2 separate regions of the Mus musculus genome follow, and region 2 is linked to region 1. Evidence: chromatin loops called from intact Hi-C (ENCODE). Cell type or tissue: heart. All regions are shown on one strand.

What was found. Peaks named below come from ENCODE experiments on the same cell type or tissue, not always from the same donor. Only the 100,000 strongest peaks of a DNase experiment are listed, where the experiment ranks them.
Region 2: it touches region 1 in a loop (2.2-fold over the local background); 1 of 42 quality-filtered maps calls a loop at or near these places.

The regions. Positions count from the first base shown.
Region 1 is chr3:95,700,842-95,704,841 of GRCm38, forward strand. No RefSeq gene overlaps it. Among named protein-coding and RNA genes, the nearest start is that of Adamtsl4, 15 kb to the left of the region's middle. In heart, a CTCF peak has its summit at 1,564; a DNase peak (open chromatin) is centred at 1,500; H3K4me3 peaks cover 1,069 bases; H3K27ac peaks cover 1,848 bases.
Region 2 is chr3:95,818,426-95,822,425 of GRCm38, forward strand. Rprd2 (regulation of nuclear pre-mRNA domain containing 2) reads right to left here and starts at 528. Exons shown (of 11, transcript NM_001368178.1): 1 at 122-528. The coding sequence starts at 326. It overlaps Gm29948 (a long non-coding RNA gene), which reads left to right and starts at 455. Exons shown (of 2, transcript XR_375854.4): 1 at 455-705; 2 at 1,295-3,476. In heart, CTCF peaks have their summits at 502 and 1,935; DNase peaks (open chromatin) are centred at 506 and 1,026; H3K4me3 peaks cover 2,479 bases; H3K27ac peaks cover 2,120 bases.

The sequences.
Region 1 (4,000 bases):
TCTCCCATCTGTTCTTCTCCAGTGAGTCCTTCACAGCAGGGGTGGGATTTATTATTTACTTGATTTTGTTTGCTTTTGAGATAGCCTCAGCTAGCTAGAAACTTCCTTAGTGGCCCAGACTGGCCTTCACCTCATGCAGCCCTTCTGTGTTGGGATTATAAGTATGAACCACCATATCCAGCTTCCCATTTTCTTTAAATTTTACCTTTCCCAGCCTGCTCTGTGTGGGTGTTTTTCTTGCTTCTATGCCTGTGTTCCATGAACCCCAAGAGGCCAGAAGTGGGGGTCAGATCTCCTAAAGTGGAGTTACAGACTTCTGAGCTGCTGTGTGGGTGCAGGGAATCAAACCCTGGTCCTCTGGAAGAGCGATGTTAGGCCCCCACCCTCAAGTCCCTAAAACGGCAGCACTCCTGACAGTGTCCCCAAATGACAATCTGGGCTCAGCTCAGGCTGGACTCAAAATAGAACAAGTTTGTCTGTGGATAAACAAAAGCTTACACTCAGCATTCTCCAGAAGCCTACAAAATGGCTTCTGACTGCCAGGTAGAGCCATTTCCCTAATCTTTCCCTACCAAATGGGGCAAATGTGGCAACTAGTTCCCTATTAACATAAACTGTAACACATATCAAAGCCCCTCTACCACTCTGAACCTCCATGCTGTTCTGGCTAGCTCCTCTCTTTATAACTGGCAAGGCTTTCCCTACCTTTTTGACCCTTGAGAGATAGCCTTGGCAGTTTGAATAAACTTTTCCTTTTCCACCCACAGGAGTGGTCTAATCACTGCGATTTCCCGTGCAAGCAAGTGCTCAGAATTGCTGAGCCATCTCTCTCTGTCCCATCTCATATCCCATCAGGGTATCTGATTTGCCACTTTGCCCCCCACCCCTTTTTTTTTCTTCAAGGTTTTATTGTGTACCCTGGCTGGCCTGGAACTCATTGTATAGACCAGGCTGGTCCTCCTGCCTCTGCAGTACTGGAATTGAAGGTAAATTGCCTTGTATTTTAAAGTAATTTACAGTTTAATCTTCGTTATCAGGACCTGTTCCCCAGATTTTGCCCTTGTTTAACATTTTACAAACGTTCGGATAGGTTTGGCTAACGTTGCACTCAGCAACTACCTGGTGAATCCACACAGGACCAACTGCATGGACTCTCAGCAGGGATAGAGAGAGATGCCTTAGCAGTTCTGAGCCCTCCAAGTCCTGTTGCTCCCCCCAGGTTGGCTCCGGGCCGTTCTGGGCCGTTCTGGGCCGTCCCGGGCGGCTCCAGGCGGCCCCTGGCTCAAACTGCAGAGGTCTGGCCTTCTAAAAGGAGCCTGGACTCCCTTTTCCCCCTCCCTCCCCAATCAGCATCTAACAAAAACTCTTTTGTGATTTTATGCCTGGGGGAGTCGACTGAGTCAACGGCTGATGTGATTCCCGCAGAGCTGAGTCCAAAGGTCTGCTCAGGGTTTCCTTCTCAGAGTCCAGAACCCCGCCCTAGGCCCCGCCCCGAATCTCCGCGCCCTGCTCCGTTTTGCCGGGAAGACCCGGAGCTGGGCTTCTACTGCCCCTGCATGGTGGTAGCATTGTGGTCTAGGGAATCAGAGGGTCACGTGAGACCAAATGAGTAATCTAAGGCTGGGTACTGTGAGCTTGGGGAGACTCGGGGACTGTCGAGAAGGCAAGACTGTGAAAACCAGGAGGCTGTGGGCCCTGGAAGATGGCACGTGGTCTCCTGAAGTACCCCTGGTACAGTAAAACAAGATTCCTACAATGTTATGGATAACCTTTTGTTCTTATGGACATCCTAGAAAGGATACTTTGTTTTGGAAAATAACAACTTCCTTACTGCCAAGTCCCTCATCCCAACCCTATAAACCATTTCAGCCAGCTCCCTCTACCCTCTGTAGACCCCTCAATTTCCCGTGGGAGAGAGGCTGCCTCTTGCTAAGTGCACTAATAAATATAGTGTGTCTTAGCGGTTGAAAGTCAGGCCCCTGTCTTTTCTGCCTCCTGTCCTTTTAAGCTGCTTTAGAAATATCACAGTTGCTGGGCAGTGGTGGCGCACGCCTTTAATCCCAGTACATGGGAGGCAGAGGCAGGCAGATTTCTGAGTTCGAGGCCAACCTGGTCTACAGAGTGAGTTCCAGGACAGCCAGGGATACACAGAGAAAACCTCTTTCGAAAAACAGAAAAACAAAACAAAACAAACAAACAAAAAAAAACAAAAACAAAAAAAGAAAGAAAGAAAGAAAGAAAAGAAATATCACAGTTCCAATAAGTCTTTGTAGACCTGACAGGTTTCCCGGGCTGCAGGTTGCTGAACAGAGTTGTAATAATTTTTAGGATTTTTTTTTTTTTTTTTGCATTTGGACATTCAAGCTTTTTGTTTACTGATATAGGTTAATCACCTGTATCAATAGACTTCACGTTATTTTCATACACAAATATAATGAATTTGACTATATTCCCCCCAATGCCTCCTTGTCCTAATTTACTTTCTGTTCCTATGACGAAGACTATGACCAAAGCAAGGGAGAGAAAGGGTTTACATCATACAGGTTACAGTCCACCATTGATGGCCATCAGAGCAAAGTCAAGGCAGAAACCTGGAAGCGAGCCATGAAGCAGAGGCCTTGAGAAACACTTGCTACGCAGTGCTTAAGGTGACCTTGAGTTACTGCTCCTCACCCCTGCATCTCTTAAATCTTGGGGCTACAGTTGCCACTGTGGGGATGTGACAGGCAGCCCTAACTGCAAGGGACTGTGGTTTCCCCTGCTCAGAAGTGAACTGCTCTATCCCAGTCACCAAAGCTCTCAGATCTGAGGAAAACCTTAGGTACATCCCTATGATGAGTAGAGAAACTTAGTATGGAGCCAAGCATACCCTAGGGACTCTGGGGGCCAAAAGGCTGTTCCTGGGAGATGCAGTAGAGGATAAGAGAGATGGAGTGAGGGGCTTAGCAGTAAGGAAGTACCAATGCAGAGCAAACATTGAAAGTATTACAGTTGTGTGCCCGGGCGAGCCCAGTGGCCTGCAGGTGAGATTAGAATAGGAAAACGGGCCATGAGGTATTAACGGCTGCCTTTTAAAAAAAAATTTAAGATTTATTGTATAAACAAACCAGAAGAGGGCATCAGATCCCATTACAGATGGTTTTGAGTCACCATGCGGTTGCTGGGAATTGAACTCAGGACCTCTGGAAGAGCACTGACTACTCTTAACCTCTGAGCCATCTCTCCAGCCCTAACAGCTACCTTTGCTAATTGCTGTGGGAAAGGGGTAAGATGGTTTCTTTTTATTATTGTAGAACTGAAAAGTAAGAAACCAAGGGAGCTAAAACCATTTTCCTGCCTGGTGTGGATTCCATGGTCAGTGTAACACAGACCTTTCTGATGTTCTTAAGACCCCACCATAACCTCCTCCTTCAGGGCATGATGTTTGGCTCTAAGGCCGTGGTCCTTCTGGGAGCAGTAAGAATAAATTCATGTAATCTAAGCCTTTGGTCTTTCCCAGTGGATTCCACAGCCTCGACCCCACCATACCTGGCTTATCTCCCTCTCATTCGGGTAATTTACCTAAGGACCTTACATGTGGTGTGATTCTACCTCCAAGCTGTTTCCTATCTCTCCGGCGATGAATCTTCTCTTTCTGTAGAAGTGTGAGTTCCTGGGAACCCTTGCTTCTTTCACTGAAGCTTTTTATCAAGACCTTATCTTCATACCTGGTGTTGAAGCCTATTATGGCCAAAGAAGTTCCACTTTCTGCTAAGCATTCATCTTGATACATATCAGCTGATTGTGACCCTGTCGCTGGAAGATAAGTTCCCAGTAACCCTGACTCTGACCCCCACTTAAAAATGTACAGCTATGACTTTCTACCTGTTATGATATGAGTACTTAGCTTCTGTAACTGTTTACACAGCTATCCAAAGATTGTTTTGAGTTGCCTTAACCACTTTACCTGGCAGAACAGAATAGTTTTTGCTTGTTTGCCTGTGGAAGTCCTTCCCCAGGA
Region 2 (4,000 bases), 120 kb after region 1:
CGATCTTTAATGTGAACCCCAACTGAATGCAGCAGCTCGGTGGGCAAACCCCAGAGTGTTTTGGGGGCCGCATTTTCTCCATCTCTCCAGCCTCCCCCTTCCTAGTCGCCCCCACACTCACATCTCCGGAGCCACTTCATCCAATGGTAGACGATTGTACTGTGGTGTTTCTTGTTTTCTATACACCAGGACGACAAGCCTTGAATGGATTCCATGGTGTTGGTCACCGACTGGAATTTTCGATCCAACGAAGACTCCAGGGCCCCTGCGGACGAGGCCGACGAGGAGGAGGCCTTACTGCTGCCTCCGCCGCCGCCGGCCGCCATCTTCCCCGGTTTGCACAAGCGCCTCTGGTCCTCTGGCGGCGGCGGCGGCGGCGGCGGCGGGAGCGGGCAAAACAATCAGTGCGAGTGCGTGAAAGCAGCAGGAGGGGAGGGCGGCCAGGGGGTGGGGACGCTGCACGCGCTAGGCTCCTCTGGCGGCAGGAGGGCTAGCTGCTGGGCGCGCTGGCGGCTCCCACACGCTGCGAGGAGGGGCCGCGGCCGCGGAGGACTGTCAGTATGGCTCGGGGGTGGTGTTTAAACCGGGAGTCGGGAGACGACTACGGAGGAGACAGAACCTGCGACGGCGCCGACAACTAAGGCTTTTAGCCTCTACGCTCCTCAACTCTTAAGGCCCTTCCCTCATCCCGTTGGCCAAATTCCGGTGAGCCCAGGGCGGCCTTGGTACCGAAGACGAAACGCTACTCCGCCGTCCCTTCGGCTGCAGAGAGCTTTGCCTTTAGATTTTCTACCACAGGAAAGGCCCAAAGCTACCTAGGCAGAAAATTTTCTTTCTTTTTTTTTTTTTCTTTTCTTTTTTTTTTTTTTCTTTTTTCTTTTTTTTTTTTTTTTTTGCAACGCAATAGCAGCAATAGACCAGCAGAAGAAATGCGCACGCGCACGGAAGCCCCGCCCCTCCGCTTCCTCCTCAATCTTGAGCACGGGGGCCGAGGGGGCGTGATGGCGCTGCGATTCGACCAATCAGGGAAGGGGGTCGGAGAAGCGCGTCGGGACCTGAAGGCGGAGGAGGCGCTGCGTCTCTCTGTGCGCCTGCGCGTTAGGTCTGCGCCTAGCGGGTTGGGAGGAAAACCTGGGGAGGCAGGATTGAGGCGCTCCGGAGCCTAGGACGTTACTAGACCCCAGTTCAGTGCTCGGCCCTGCTTTTGGCTTCATGGCGGGGTTGCTCCCTGGGAGCCTTTAATTCACACTAGGATGGGAAATGCCCACCGTTCTGTGGCTACTGTTTTTGACAGCTGCAGCTGCGTTCCCTGCCACCCCGCCATCGGGGACCTACACGCGACAAAATGGCTGGCACGTCTTGCGGAGTGGGGGAAGACGCGCATGCGTCAGGCCCTGTTAGCTGTTCTCTAGGCACTCCTTGACTAACCTATGCTACACGCCCGACTGCGATGACACCGTTCACAGCCAGCCGACCGACTGCATTCTAGAAAGAGGGAATAAAAGTTAAACGAAAATTTCTCTGAAAAGTCTTCGAAGCGAGGAAAGAGTAATTGACAAGGTGTGGCTTCTTTGCTAGGTAGTAACATCACAATTTCGTAATGCGTTATAGGTTTGTTTTTGTTTTTTCGAGACAAGGTTTTTCTGTGTAGCCCTGGCCGTCCTGGAACTCACTCTGTAGACCAGGCTGGCCTCGAACTCAGAAATCCACCTGCCTCTGCCTCCCAAGTGCTGGGATTAAAGACGTGCACCACCACTGCCCTGTGCGTTACAGTTTACAAGAGTCTTGAGTATTGTGTTTATTAGCACAGCCTCAAATTAACCATTATGGGCTGGAGAGATGGCTCAGCACGTAGGAGCACTGACTGCTCTTCCAAAGGTCCTGAGTTAAAATCCCAGCAACCACATGGTGGCTCACAATCATCCTTAATAAGATCTGACGCCCTCTCTGGTGTGTCTGAAGACAGCTACAGTGTACTTAGATATAATAATAAAGAAAATCTTTTTAAAAAATTAACCATTACATTCTCATCTGCCTGTGTGAATCTTTTGAGAAGATTGGACGTTCATGTATTCCTATTGAACACAGGAACTTCATTTTAATTATGCCAACTCAACGGAAAGGTTTTTGAGGCAAGGAGCCTGTTTCATCATTTAAAATTAATATCTCTGTGCCAAGAACTGTTTTAGGATTAGGGAAATGATGGCAAAGCAGACAAAAATTACTCCGCCTTGATTTGGTATCAGGACCAAACCACAAGCATGTGTCAGGGAGTAAGGAGTCATAAAGAGGTATGGAGTAAGATTAAAGGAGAAAGACTGTGTATATGAATAATGGTGTGATCCAGTTTTTAAAAAGAGATTGAGAAAAAAGCAACCAAGCACATATGAGGGGAGGGAAGAAGAGCTGGCAAAAGAACACCAAGTGCTGAGTCCCTAAACCAGGACTGTTGAAACATTTTAGAGGAAGAAGAAGGAAGCCAGTGTGACTGGCAGAGGATGAGAAAGCCACTAAGATAAGAGACAGAAGAGGTGAGAAGCAAAGAGGGCTCATGTAGGGCATTGAAAGCCACTGTACTGACTTTGGGTTTGTTTTTGTTTCTTTTGAGCTAAAGTTTCTCTGTGTAGCCCTGGCTATCCTGAAACTTGCTCTGTAGAGTCTGGCCTCCAATTCAGGAGATCCTATCTCCTTGCCTTCCAAGTGCTGAGGTGGGTTTTTTGTTGTTGTTGTTTGTTTGTTTGTTTTGGTTTTCCGAGACAGGGTTTCTCTGTGCAGTCTTGGCTGTCCTGGAACTCTGTAGACCAGGCTGGCCTTGAACTCGGAAATCCACCTGCCTCTGTCTCCCAAGCGCTGAAATTAAAGGTGTGAGCCACTACTGCCCTGCCAAAGTGCTGAGATTTAAAAGCCTGTCTGCACTTTGGATTCTCTTTCTTTCTTCCAAGCTTTGATTTTTATTACTTATAAAAAGCTGCATATTTATTTTGCTTTCTGACTCTGTACTTGTGCTTTCACCACAATTTTCTGCTCCTCAATAAGGAAAGCCAGCTTGATCCTGTTCCAGACACACTTAGCTCACACACGGAATCACCATAGACAGAGGTCCTAAAATTCAGTTTCCAACAACCACATGAAGGCTCACAGCCATCTGTATAGCTACAGTGTACTCATATACATATTTATTAATAAATCTTGTTTTAAATTTTACAACACTTTTAAAGACCTTAATGATCCTACAATCAAGTTCTCATTCTCTGCAATGAACATTCTGATGAGCTGAATGGAAGTTTGGTATTCCAAATAGAAAAGAGCTGTGGAAAGAAGGAACAACTAACAGCAGATTGTTTTCAAGTTATTTTCCTTCCAAGGTTAAAAGCAGGACTTCCTTATCATACCAGCTGAAAATGACCTGCTTGGAGATTTCACTCTTACCTCTTTACTGGTTTCTTGGGAGATTAAAATAAACAAGTTTCACTTGATCACGTAGGCCTTTAATGTGACTCCATTTTGATTTGGTTGAGCAATAGCCAGCCTTCGGTAAATTCTAACCATCTTTAAATGAAACAGTAAGCAAACTCTTTTAATGGGGGGGGGGATCATTTTTGGGGCAGGTATGTCTGTCTATGTCTGTGTTCATTTACTCTTACATGCAAGGGGAGGACTTCACAGATCTTGCTGTTTTATCCCTTGTTGTTTTGCCTGTGGCCAGCAAGCTCCAGCCATCCTCCTATCTCTACCCTATAGAAGCTGGGCTTCTGGATTTAGACTCTAGCTGCCACACCTGGCTCGCCTTTTTTCTTTTTTTTTTTTTTTTTTCTTCCCAAAGAAATAGTCTAATTGTGCTGGGCAGTGGTGGTGCATGCCTTTAATCCCAGCACTTGGAAGGCAGAGGCAGGCGGATTTCTGAGTTGCAGCCTGGGCTACAGAGAGTTCCAGGACAGCCAGGACTACAGAGAAACCCTGTCTCGAAAAACAAAACAAGCAAAAACAAACAAACAAACAA